Regions from separate parts of the Homo sapiens genome. Here region 2 is linked to region 1. Evidence: chromatin contacts called from ENCODE Hi-C or POLR2A ChIA-PET data. All regions are on one chromosome and are shown on one strand. Each heading gives the region's core, a stretch centred on a gene start or an enhancer-like site at or near the end of the contact. The rest is flanking DNA. Distances are from core to core; before and after follow the strand shown.

Region 1 (7,030 bases), core at 1,895-4,394:
AGCCCCACAGCTCTGCTCATACTTGTCCCAACTCCAACAGCCAGGTGTCCACCCTTTCATATCTTCCCATCACCAAGACAGCAACTTAAAACAGAAAACAAAAGAAAGCCTTCTAAAGTTGTTGGCCCCCTTCCTGACCCCCACCCCATCCCACACCATGGAAGTGTTGATAACACTCTCTCCCCAGAGCACACACTTGCAGAGCACAAGGATGAGCTTCCCCAGGATGAGAAAAACAAAACCCCACTCCCTCTGGCCTCTGCTCAGTGTTCAGGACACAGTTAACTAATCCAGAAGGTTGGATGACCTTGTCTGAAACCTAGTGTAGGTTTCAGACAAAGTCTTCCAAAGCATAGCTAATTTTTTTGTCCTTCTAGGGCTTTCAAGGAACAAGACACTGACAATGAACCAAAGCCTGGCTGGCAGTTTTCTAGGTATTCGGGTATTAAGTGAATGGAGATGCAAAGATACACTATGCAAAAGAATAGTCATACCACAAACTTCTCTTCGTTCATAACTAAGCATCTTTGGTACTGGATCACATGCCTAGAAAGGACAAAAGCACTTCCTTGCCTGTGTTCTTGGGGCTTGCATTTGGCCCTAAGCCTAGGCTACAAAAAAGGTGGGGAAATATTGGAGAGCAGTATTCATGAGTATTTAGTTTTAAAGAGCTCCCATTTCCACTACTTCATCTCAACCCTTATCGCAACCCTACTTGGTTCCTTTTACCCACTAACTTTAAAACTCAGCCTTTCCCTTTAAAACTCAGGGAAAAAAGCCCTATGCAAATGTAAAGTATTACAGAACATAAGAGCAGATTCACAGGTAGAAGGTCCTCAGGAAATGGTAGATACATTTTCCTTACCTGAGGCATAATTCTACCCTGGAGTTTTTCTTTTTTTTTTTCCCCCTGGAGAAAAGGGAAGATAAAAGCTGACTTTGTTGGACAGAAAAGAAACAGAAGATGGATACATTAAAAATGTAAGTGCTTACAATTTGCAGCATACATGAAACTCTGCCCACTTCACTTAAATATGTCCACCAAAACCTCAGCCCCCTCCAGCCTCTGGCAAGGGAGTCCTAGCTGGGGTTCTGGGAGATGGCAGCAGAACCTTGGTGAGATGGCCTTGGGCTTGACTTTGCAGAGCTAAAAAGGAAAGACGTTCAAACAATGAAAAGTCCTCCCACCGGATTCCACCTTCTGTTGGCCACTTCCTTCCTTCCCTCCTTTTTCCTTCCCTTCCTGCGGGAGCTACTCTGCCCCACCTTCCTTCCTGGAGAGGAGGACCTACCCTTTCCTCTCTAGGGCTGGTGCCAAAGGGATGAACAATGTGATTGCTGGGGGGGCGGGTAGGGGTGCAGGGAGTCAAGAAGTGGGAAGAAGCAGCCGGTGTTCGAAACAAACCAGAGTAACCAAGCAGAGATGGAGGGAGAGAGATGTTTAGTCCTCAAGGTGCATTTCAGGAGTCTTTGACCAGTTCCCAGAAATTTCCTTCATTTAAGCTTCCAAGCAAAGAGACTGCTAATGGCAGCAACGGCAGTAGAATCCCCAAAGCCTCATCAAGGTGCCCAAATAATGTGACCTCAAGGTGACAGAAAAAAGGATGGCGTCAGTGAGGTAAAAGGGGCACTCAATCTAGGTAGCCATTTGCAATCTCCCTTCTGCTGTCCCACAGCCCAGAGAGAAAAGAAAAAGTGGAAAGGAAACCGTGAAAAGAGGCAGAGACATCAAGAGAGTTTCTGGAAGAGTCTTGAAAAGGGCAAGGACAGAAAGAAGATGCCAATAGGAAGGGGAGAGGACAATACAAAAGGTAATGTGGAGCTGAAAATAGGAGAGGGGAGAGTCGCCCTTCCATCAAATGTAATGATAAAGCTACCAAAGGAGACCAGAGAGTGGCGGAGGGGGAAGGTCAAATGGAGGCGTTCGTGAAGGCAGAGCTTTGGAGAGAGGGCCAAACGTGAGATGGCGAGCACACAAAAAAGGCGCTCCAGGAGGCAGTTGAGGGGGCTGGAACGAAGTGAGAGAGAAGAAGGAAGAAATCAAAGGGTTCATCGAGGGAAGGGGGCGCCTAGGAAACACGCCCGGGAGGGCCCCGCTTTGTCTGGCGTGGGCGGCGGCGGGGGCAGCACGTGCAGCCGGGAGCGCGCTGAGCCGCCAGGCTCCGAGCCGAAGAGCGCCGAGAGGAGACACGACGCGCGGGGGCGGCCCCAGCCCCTCAGACCAGCGAGACCTCTCGCCGGCGGGCCCAGCGCTGCAGAAGGGGCGCATTGTTATGTCCCAGGTCGCAGCAGATTGCCGCTGTCCTGCAATACTCTCGCATCCTGGCACCGCGCCACTGGCACGGCCCGGGGGCTGGAAATAACTGCGCCGTTCCCATGACGACGAGGAAGCTCCCCCCGCCCCCGCCCCGCCCCGCCCCGCCCGCTGAGCTCCGCCCACCGGTACCCGCCGCGGCCGCCTCCCCACAACGGAGCTCCCCCGGTCACCCTGGCAACGGCGGCCGCGGCGCGCGGGAGGTGACTCTAAAAGCGGCGGGCCCCGCCCCCGCCCTCCAGCCCGCAGCGCCGCGCCGCGCGCCCAGCCCCCGCCTGGGCCTGCTCTCGGGCGGGACCTCACTGGGGCAGCCGCGGGCGCCGGCGCAGGAAGCCTCCCTTCCCCCTCGGCCCGCCGGGCCCGGAAAGGCGGGAGCTGGGAGGAAGCTTCGCGGCGGCCGAGGCTGCGGGAGAGGACGAGCGCGCCCCATTTTCTCCGCGGAGCCGCCCCCAGCCCTCCTGACCTCCGCGCCCCTTTAAATCCTCCGCGGGTCTCCCCGCCCTTCCTGCTGGGATGGGAGGAGACCTTAGCGGACGGTGCTCTGCCTGTGCGGCCAGATGAAAGGGGGACTGGGAAAATGAAGCCAGCTCTTGCCGGTGGGCTGGGGGCGGCAGGAATCCGGAGCTCTGGCCGCTGGCGGCACTGGGCTTGAGGGAAGCGGCGGCACGGGAGGCGTCCTCGGGAGCCGGGGTCTCACGGTCCAGGGAACGCCCCCGCCGCCGGCTTGCTAGCGAGGCATCCCGTGAACAAAGAGGCCTGCTTCACCCTACTGGGGCGATCGCCCCCCGGAGGGAAGGGTTTCCACCTTGCACGGCACTCGCGCGTTTTGTCTGTTGGTTGTGGTGAGGAGGGTGTATTGCAGATCCAAAAGGAGCCTCTCGGCCTCCCAGGGTGTCTGGGTCAGAATTGAGACGTTCTGGGCGAGGAGGTGTTGGGAGGGGAGTAGGAGGTCGGAAGGAGAGAGGCCGACCCAGTTAGCTCTGTTCACACCGTCCCTCTCTAGGAGCGGAGCCTACACCTGACTTGTTTGGAATGTGAGCTTTTGCAGGGGACAGAGGCCCTGGCACGTAGAAAGTTCTAAACTGTCTGGTGAATTGCTGCAATTAAAACCAGAGCGGCTCCTTCAGTTGTCCTGGGTGGGCAGGGCATCCCAAAGAAACACAGAAAGTATGCAGGGTCCTTTGAAAATAGTGCCCATATCAAACAAAATATTAATACTTCGCATTTGTAAAGTCCTTTCCTCTAAGAATGTTGTCTCGTTCCATATATATTTTCCACTCCATAAAATTCTAGAGCACAAAGAAAGGATTCATATGGGAGCGAATAGAACAAGTAAAGACGGTCAGCTGTGGTCACAGTGGAGGAACTGAAGAGTTTAGACTTCACCAGCTCTTAGAGCCCTGTTTTCTTTGAAGTGGTTACAACCGAGTACTTTGGTGTGGCCTAAAGAGTTTGAAGGTATACAGTTAAAGGACCTGGAAATAAGATTGGGCTGGCCATTGGGGCCTTGCTTTTCTCATCTGTGAGATGATAGTTGTGAAAATGAGATTAGACTGTATGAAATATTCTTCGTAAGCCATAGGATATGTTATACAAATGCTTTAGTTATTGAAACATCTATAAATTGGTATACAAGTCATGATTACTGTAGTTGCAATACGGAGTTGGTGGGGTGCTTCAGATTTGCAAGCTGTAGGAGGTGGGAACAGGACTGAAGGGCTATGTGCTGATGAATCTCCTTCAGCATTGCTGTGGAATGGATATGCTTCCCCAAAATTCATATGTGTTGAAGCTCTAACCCCTAATGTGACTATATCTGGAAATAGGGTCTTTAGGAGCTCGCTCTCTCCTCTGCCATGTGAGGGTACAGCAAGAAGGCGGCCATCTGCAAGCCAGAAACAAAGCCCTCAACAGAACCTGACCATGCTGGCACCCTGATCTCAGATTTCCAGGCTCCGGAACTATGAGAAATACATTTTTTTGCTTAAACCACTCTGTGATATTTTGTTATGGCAGCCAGAGCAGACTAAGACAAATATGTCTTCGCTTGGAGCTAAGCGCCCCTCCTACCACCTCCACCACCTGGCGTTTTGTTCAGCACTTCCACAGTTGTCTCATTTTTAATTTGTAACCGTGTAAGTTGGAATTGGCAAGATTTATTTTAAAATGAAGAAGCTAAGAAACAAAAAGATTAAAAGGCCTGCTGAAAGTCACACAGATTGTGAATGACTGAACTAGAACTAGAGTCTCCCCAGACAACATCTAGTCCCTAGCATCTGCCAGGTTCTGGGCTAGATTCGAGGGATAAGGAGATGAATATGATTTAGAGGTGGAGAGGGTACAGTCTGGTCAAGCAAAGAAACGTGAACAAATCATTACATCAAGTAGAAAAGTCTGCAAGGATTCATTGGCCCAGCAGGTAAATGGGAAGGGTGGCCCAGGCAGGGGAAGACTGGGAAAACATGGCTTTGGGGGAGCCACAAGTGCTGCTGAGGATAGGGTACAGTACAGAGAAGGAAGGGGCAGAGATGTCCCAGATGCCATTGGAGATTCAGCTTTGCTTTCACTTTCCCAAGGACTCATGGCCTCCCTAGGGCCCTGGCCAAAGGGGAGACCTGAACTTAGAGATCAAGGCTAAGAGTCCTTAAGGACCTAATGTGCCTAAGGAAAAGCAATAGTAAACTCTTCCATTAGTTTTATGTTGACCCTTCTATAGAAAATTATCTTTGTTTTTGGACCTAGCTAGGGTCTCCTAAGGGGTTAGTTTATTAAAGCCCTAACCATTTGTAAGTAAGTGATAATGTGCTTTAATTAGAAGATATGAATTGCACACCTATGACTTTTTCTAGCAAGGTCCTACCCCTAATCAATGTTTTCGCAGAATCTCTGTCTCCAGAGGCACAGAGTCATACTTAAATGAATACATGATCATCCCTCACCATAGAAATGCAGATAAGGACCTTAACTAATGAAGGGGCTAATATCTGTCTCCTTTTGGGAACATTTGTACAAGCTCTTACCAGTTATAGTCAGATAGGAGGATTTATTTGTCTACTGTTTTCTTTATGGGTACAATATGCGTATTTGTGTATATCATATATCCTTACTCTGACTTTTATTATTTATTAAATCACAGCACTCAGATGCTCTCTTGGGGAGGGACTGTAGGTTAGGGACAAAATAGGCCCAGTAGGGCCCTTGCACTTAGAGCCCCTCTCCCAGAAACCAGGTTCCAGAAGCTTGCCCACCTCCCAGGGGTACTCATTCTGAGTACCAGGCCAACAGCCAATTTAAGGGCTGGTTCTGGGATTTCAGCATCTCTCTGCCTGGTACCAAATGAAGACTATCATCTCTGCCTCACTGGAGACCTCATTAGGACTTGAACTCTGGTCTTTGTTCCTTCCCAGTAGGTTCTATACAGTGGAGAAGGTGTGGGGAGGAGGGGGGTCAGGTAAGCCCACAACTCCCAGAACAGCAGGAGTCCAACAGCCTCTGAGAACCAGGAAGTGAGTAAACAAGCAATTACCAGAAAGACAGGGAAGAGCCCGGTAACCCGAGAAGTGGTTCAAATTATTTGATTCCACTCCCTGCCTTCCCTCAAGCCCTCCTCCCCACACCTCCCACCCAGCTTCTCAAGGCTAATTTCACCCCCCTCTGCCTACTCTCCAAGCGAAATTCCACCCCAGTGGAAGCCGGGTCCCAGGGATGAGAGGTGGACGTTACATTCTGGCTAGGGTCTTCAGGGCTTGGCCATTGTCAGTATCGCTGCCGTTTGTCTGTATGGCAAGAAGGGGATAGAATCAGATGGTGCTGCCTGCTATCCTTCCTACTCAGTACCCCTCCAGCCTTCCAATCCCTTTGGGGAAGAGGGGAGTTTAGGAAGAAAGAGGTGACTCAGACCTTGCTTCTCAGAAACTAGAGCGGGAACCCAGCTGGGCTGCAGGAAGTGTGGGGTCGGAGTGAAAAGAAACCTCACATTCCTTTCTCTCTTTTGGCTGGGGAGCTCCCTCTTGCCTACTGCTTCTAGGCTAGTCCCCATTTTTTCACTGTCTCTGGTTCTGCTGATACCAGAGCAGATCCTGGCAGAAAAGGTTTTGACATAGAAAAGATTAAGGTCTAGCACTTATCTTCAAAGAGTTTACAACTTGGTGAGAATAAGAGAGGTAAGACATTTCAGGAAATTTTAAAATATGTACACAAATAACAAGGCAATGTACGATAGATGCCTCAGGAGAAGTGCCACTGTTGCTATTGGCCCCAATCATTTCTCACCTGCATTATTGAACAGCCCTCTAACTGGACCATGCTCCCCTGCCCCACTTAAAAGCCTTCCTTGGCTCCCTCACATCTTTTAAGGTGAAACCAAACCCCCTTCCATGGCATGCCCAGTGTTTTGCAATCTGACCCCTCTTAATCCTCAGGGCCATTCTTCACACCCGTGCTCCAAACAGAAGGAAGGAAGCATTTGTGATGTTCAGCTCCTACCAGCTCTCAAGGCCTCAGGGCCTTTGCACATGCAGCTCTATCTGCCTGGAATGATTTCCCCCTTATTCCCTACTTGGCTAAGTCCAATTTGCCATTTGCGACTCAGCGCAGAAATAACCTCCTCTTCGCAGGAACCCTTCCCTCACACTCTGTCTGGGTTAAGTATTCCTCATCAGTATTCCTATATCACAGTAGTATTAACCCTGGATTGTAATGATCCATTTTTCATCC
Region 2 (6,398 bases), core at 862-3,361, 3.9 Mb before region 1:
AAAGTGCGTTTTAATATTAACTCATTTCTCTTGCTGGAAGAAATTATGCTTCTTTGCTAATGTATAGAAATGAAACTGTCACTGAAACATCTGGTTATATATTATTCATTAGGCATATATATCACCTTTACTCCAAAGTCTGCATAATATAAACACAAATCATGAATAAATCAGATTAGAGACACAGACGTGACACCACAAACTGTAGGTCACTAATAAAATTCCAAACATGTTTGCTGACCTGGTCTATATTTCTATCCATTCAAACCTGGGAGCTTCACACAGGCAGAGAAAAACTCCAAATTCCCAGTATTTTGAAAGTCTGCATGGTCTACATTATGTTAGTGATTGTAACTGGAAATTTTTCTATGCAACACACTTTAGGACAACTAGCTTATTTTTCAAATACTCAAACGGATTGGCCTGACTCGGGCAATTTTTCTTCGTAAATCTGCCTCTACTATAATTAACCTCAAATGTGGATGCCACAAGGATACCTGAGGAAAATAACTACAATCCTTACAAAAAGTGAGGGACCATATTTGCTGTGCTACCCCTAGAAAAAGGAGTCACCTATAACTACCTATTATTTTGCTAAAAAGTAGTTTAAGAGTACAATCAAGATTTTTAAAGATACTTGTTGATTGTGAAAAGTAGAAATTTCAGGGGAAAAAGGGAATAACCAAGAGTCATATTGCTGCTATTTAAATACTTTATAAATCCAAGGATCAAATTTCACTATAAGAAGCAAACTCTCACACCCACCTCAGTTATTAGAATATTCAACAACTGCACTTAATACAAAACAGATAGATTAGCTACCAATTAGACTAAGTATTCCAGCTGATCATCTTGGAATTACCAAAAGTAGATTATGTAATGCAAATCGCTCGTACATTCGTTTTAAACATATCCTCGGTTTAGAACACTGAAACCATGCCTTAATTTTTTTAATTGAAAAACAGCGTATTACTAAAATACTGAGTGCATATGTATATCCTTTTCACGGCACTTCAAAGAAACCTGACATCTTCAAATCATTTTACAATGTAAAGTTACATTCTCTAAAACTTCCGACAGCCTCGAAAAAGATACCCAAAGGGGCTTCAAATAGATGAGTCTATAATTGATCTTAGCGGGCAAATAACTGGAATGAACCTCAAAGTTTGAGATCAATTTTTACTAACACCATCTCTGAAAGCAAGAAGGAGACTTCTGTAGAAGGTAAACGATTCTGACCAGCAGGACGTGGGCTCCCGGCAAAAGTGGGTACTAGCATCTCAGCGTAAACGACACGGTTCAAAACGCGAATCTTCCCGCAGAAACTAACCAAGACACCCCCTCCCCCCACGACTCCTCCTGGGTAAGCTCACGGTTTTAGAAAGCAGCAACAGATACTCCAGAGCAGGAGGCGGCACTCCAGGAATGTGTGAAGCTGAAGGGGTCTCCCCGAGGAACCCCGAGGTCGAGGAGCTCCTCTACACTGGAACCCCGACTCCGACCCCCCAGAAGGAAGGAGCGATATCTGCACAAAGTGCCCCCTACCCCACCCCCACGATGCAGACACACATCCCTAGCTGCGAGGCGAAAGCCCAGAGAAAAAACTCGCATTCCACTCCGTCCGCCTCCGGAGTAGGGCTGCAGAGAGGCTGGGGCCCCCGCCCCCGGAGGCGAGGGGACCGCGCCGCAGCGCCGGCCTCCGCGCAGAGGAAAGGGCAGCGAAAGGCTCGCGGCGAAGGAAGGAATCCCGGCGCTTCGCTGACTGGGTCCTCCGCAAACCAGCTCCCTTCCCTCCCACGACCCTCGAAGACACGGGAACAATGAGAACCCGCTTCACCCGCCGTCTCCGCCGCGAGAGCGGCCGGGGGCGGCGGCGGCGCCATGTCCCTTCACACCCCCGCGGACACACACCCCCCCCACACTCCGGGGCCCCCGTCAGTCGCCTGCAACGCTGCCGAGTAGACGCGTGTCCCGGCCCGCTGCTTCCGCGTCCTTCGCCTCCCCGCCCGCCCCACTCACCGGCTCCTGCCCCAGCCCAGGGCTCCGCTGGCCGCGGCCGGAGCAAGACTCTGGTATCAGCTGCCGCGGACGCCGGCGCCGCCGCACAATATGGCGAGCCTCAGCTTCCGCAATGGAGCTCGGGAAATACAACAGGGGCCGCTCAATATTCATGAGAGACTGAGGGGAAGCCGGCTCGGCCGGCGCTGCGGGGAGGGCGGGAAGGAGCGAGCGAGCGAGGGGCGGAGGCGCGGGACGAGGACGTGCACGGCGCGGGGAGGCCCGCGGCGCGAGGGAGGGTGCGCCGCCGCGTGTTGGCCTGGAGAACCCGCGCCACCGCCCCGCCCTGGGCTGGCCGGCCACGCCCCCCCGGCGCCCACCGCGGTCCGACGTAGCCCCCGGGCAACGCCCGGATGACGGCGCAGCCACCTCGTGCTCAACCTTCTGCTTGGGTTCTTCTGCCCTGGCTTCGGCCCACCCTTTACACCTTCCTGGCCGGCTTCTGGGGTTTGGGCTCAGACTTCTTTCTCATGAGTTCGTCCTCTTAAACCTGTCCCACCCGGCGGAAATCCTCATCAGGCTTTGGTTTGCAGAACTTCACATGAACTTCGGCACCCTTCCGCTCTCGTACAACAAACATACACTTTTCATCCTTGCAGGATAAAACTGCAAGTGTAATTGCTCCTGGGAAAATGACCTTCCACTCTAAACTTAGCTTAACATTCTGATTGTGGTCATCAGCTCTTACTATTTACCTTGCTGCTGCTTTATTCCTACCTCCTTGGCCCCTTCCAGTGTTACCTTCTGAACTTGAGGATTTACGAAGTAATAGATTAATAGATGTAATCATTACCTAAAACACAGCCAGTTAGTCTCCAGTAAATTATCCGACATTTAATGCATATAAATTATGAGCTGAAGAAGTAACGAAGAATTGAAAGTTCCCTGATCTCTATATGTACTATTGTTGAGATGTCATGTTCTCTTGAGAAGATAACCAGCAATACCAGACCGTAAATCTGAAGGCATAGAGGCATAAACCAATGGACTGCAGTGGGAATTGGGCAAACTAGGTTCATAGCCTCCAATGTGTGTCTATGTGACTTACGTAGATTGCGTAGCTCCTCTGCACTTCATTTTCTTCGTCTGCGAGATGAGAGAATTGTATTGAATCCTAGGTCCTTTCCAGTTCTTTAACGCTCTGAAACTCTCTATAAGCAATTCCAAATAAATGACATGAATTTACATAGGAATTTGGAAAAGAAAAATATCAATTCCAGCTGGTGTGTTTGGGGATGATTTCCTGAGGAGCCGGGATTTAAGATGGCCTTTGACGCCTTGGATGGGTGGAAAGAAAAAGGACAGGTGTTAAATACAGCACATTATATATGCTACCTAACAATCCATCAAAGAAAACAAGCATTATTCTTTTTCAGTGGCTTGAAAGCTTTTGCCTACTATCTATAACTTTAAATAACAAGTGACAGTTATCTGACTCTACAAGCCCTTCAAGGTTAAACTCTTCCTCCAATGTGGGGGGAGAAAAAAAGGCTGGGTGTGGTAGCTCACGCCTGTAATCTCAGCACTTTGGGAGCCCAAGGCCACCGGATCACTTGAGATCAGGAGTTCGAGATCAGCCTGGCCAATATGGTGAAACTGTCTTTACTAAAAATACAAAAAAAAGTTAGCCAGGTGTCGTGGCACGCGCCTGCAGTCCCAGCTACTCGGGAGGCTGAGGCAGGAGAATCGCTTGAACCTGGGAAGCAGAGGTTGCAGTGAGCCGAGATCGCGCCATGACACTCCAGCCTGGGTGTCTCGGCGAGACTGCGTCTCAAAACAAAACAAAACAACAACAACAACAAAATCAAAATAATCAGGGAAGCTCTGCTTCTCCCTTCTTGTGAAAGTCCACTTTCTAGAAACAGTGCAGTTGCAGAAGCATCTCCCTTCTTCCTTCATGACGAGTGCATGTGTAGTTCAATTAAAGGAAGACAGGTGTTCATAATTTAGAACTTTTGCTCTAATTAAAATGCCTTTGAAAATCATGATGTGTGGTTAGATTAAGCAATTCAATTGATGTTGAGAAAAGTGATGATTTGTAGAAAGCGCAGGAACTTTATGGATGAAAGTTAAATATAGTGCTTAAAAAAGACTCACAGGAGAATTAGTGGAAAAACGGAAAACTTATGGGATATCTGGATTAAATGTGATTAAAAAGCTAGACCTCAGGCTAACATCCTTAATATGAAAAACACTACTGACAAATTAATGGAACTCATTTTATCTATTTTATCTCTTACTCAGAAACTTGGCACTGGATCTTCTCTGACTATATTAATCAGGAAAGGTTATGTTATGGTATAGTAACAAACATCTCCAAAATCTACATGCCTTAACACAACAAAAGTTATTGTTTGGTTATGCTTCATGCTTCATGTGGATCCAACTCACTCTGTTCTGGTCACTCCAGGAACCAGATTGATAGAGACACCACCATCTTGTAGCTGTACCACCCTGGAACACAGAAACTTATTCTCTGCAGCAGAGGAAGAAAATGGCTAAAGAATCCCCGTGAATTTTTCGTAGCCTTAGCTTGGAAAAGAGAGCACTGATCACATTTCATTGCCCAGAACTGGTTGTACAGCCCCACACATCTGCAAAGGGACTGAGTCCTTGAACTGAGTTCAGAAAGAGAAGTGGGGACATTGGTGAACAATGCTAACGTCAGCCACCCTGACCTCACCACTAGGTTCCTAGATGCCATGGGAAAATTCTAAGAGGTTTTATTCTGTAACACTGGTTCTCTTGAGTGACCCCAAGAAAGTTATGCGTTCAAAAGTAAACTCTCTTACTTATTAAGAGTTGACTGCCATGTAAATAGAGTGGACTTTCCATTTTCTTCCCTGTTGTTTTAATCGTATATTATATCGATGTAAACTCCATAGTAAATATATCAGTAGTGATTCACATATCCAGACCACATTATTTTTGCTAATGTTTTGACCTGACATAACAGATATCGTTCTAAAAAACATTTTCTAGTAACACTCTATCTGCATGTTAAATGTGCTAATTGGAAGTGATATTTGTATTTTAAGTAGAGGAACATTAAATTAACACTACATAATAGAAGTATATTATGGGTGATGACTAGATGAATTCTAGTTAAAAAAAAATTGTCTTCCTTTAACACTTCAGAAGTAGTATCAGGTTAACTACATGATGAATTGGGTAGGTATCTCTAAGTGATCATAAAAATCACCTCTTGGCTGGGCATGGCGGCCCAGGCCTGTTATCCCAGCACTTTGGGAGGCCGAGGCCGGTGGATCACCTGAGGTCAGGAGTTTGAGACCAGCCTGGCTAACATGGCAAAACTCCGTCTCTACTAAAAATACAAAAATTAGCCGGGTGTAGTGGCAGGCGCCTGTAATCCCAGCTACTCGGAAGGCTGAGGCAGGAAAATTGCTTGAACCTGGGAGGCTGAGGTTGCAGTGAGCTGAGATCATGCCACTGCACTCCAGCCTGGGTGACAGAGCCAGACTCCATATCCAAAAAAAAAAAAAATGAAAGAAAAAATCACCTCTTAACTGGTATTCTGCTATAGTCAGGCTACAAAATTAAAACTAGTTTAGTTCAACCAGCTTTTATTGAGCATCTAGTATGTGCCAAGCACTTTGTTAAGTACTTGGAATAAAAACATTAATATAACTAGGATATGAGTTCCTTGAAAGCAAAAATCTTGTTCACCAGCAGATACCTAGAGACTAGCACAGTGCTGGCACTTAGTAGATGCTCAATAAATAGGTGTTAAGAGAATGAAAGAATGGGATTCTTTGACTCCAGTGTGTATATGAAATAGAATAGCACATATGAGCTTGGTTTGCTTCACTTTCATTACTTAACAGAGGACGTTTCTGTCAAGAGTTTGTTTAGTCTCTCCAGAGGCTTTCTCTGCTTAGGCAGTGTGTCTTAAATGGAAATTCACACTTGCCTATTCTATCTCTACCATATACATTTATTTTCAGTCATGCTTGAAGTATTTAATGGTTATCAGCTCATCTGAGATGAAGACTGCAGGCCACCAATCACCTGTTAATGCTAAGCTATGTATGCATCACAGTTTATAAAGAAACTTTAGATCTGTTATTTCATGAATTTTCAGAACAGTTTTCCAAGGTATTATTCCTACTTTATGGAGGACAGGAATGTGACTTCTGCAGCTCAATAACTCTCCCAAACATTGAGTTAGTAAGTGGCAGAGCTGAGGCTCAGACCTTGGTCATTTGACTCCAAGTGCCAGATATATTCCATTCTGCCACATCTGCCTTGCCACTCTGTGCTGCATACACAACTGCAGTATCTTTCTTCTTTCTAGTAAGTGGTATATGAGTCAAACATCT

Evidence for each region. Hi-C counts contacts between places; a loop is a spot of excess contacts on that map. ChIA-PET counts read pairs that join two places held with the same protein, here RNA polymerase II (POLR2A). Pooled maps may share reads with other maps.
Region 2: a pooled map shows a loop between it and region 1 (2.5-fold over the local background). The contact joins the promoter of RNF2 here to the enhancer-like site in region 1. A Hi-C loop is called at or near these places in 2 of 50 pooled maps. POLR2A ChIA-PET finds 5 or more read pairs at or near these places in 2 of 52 experiments (activated T-cell and endothelial cell of umbilical vein).

The regions. Positions count from the first base shown.
Region 1 is chr1:181,100,890-181,107,919 of GRCh38, reverse strand. No RefSeq gene overlaps it. Among named protein-coding and RNA genes, the nearest start is that of IER5, 16 kb to the right of the region's middle. RefSeq lists silencers at 2,101-2,150, 2,411-2,900, 2,921-2,980 and an enhancer at 1,673-2,567. Within about 2 kb of position 3,144, at least 29 of the 41 ENCODE cell types and tissues checked have a DNase peak (open chromatin) inside an H3K27ac peak, as active enhancers do.
Region 2 is chr1:185,041,271-185,047,668 of GRCh38, reverse strand. It overlaps RNF2 (ring finger protein 2), which reads right to left and starts at 2,111. Exons shown (of 7, transcript NM_007212.4): 1 at 2,020-2,111. RefSeq lists a silencer at 2,222-2,481.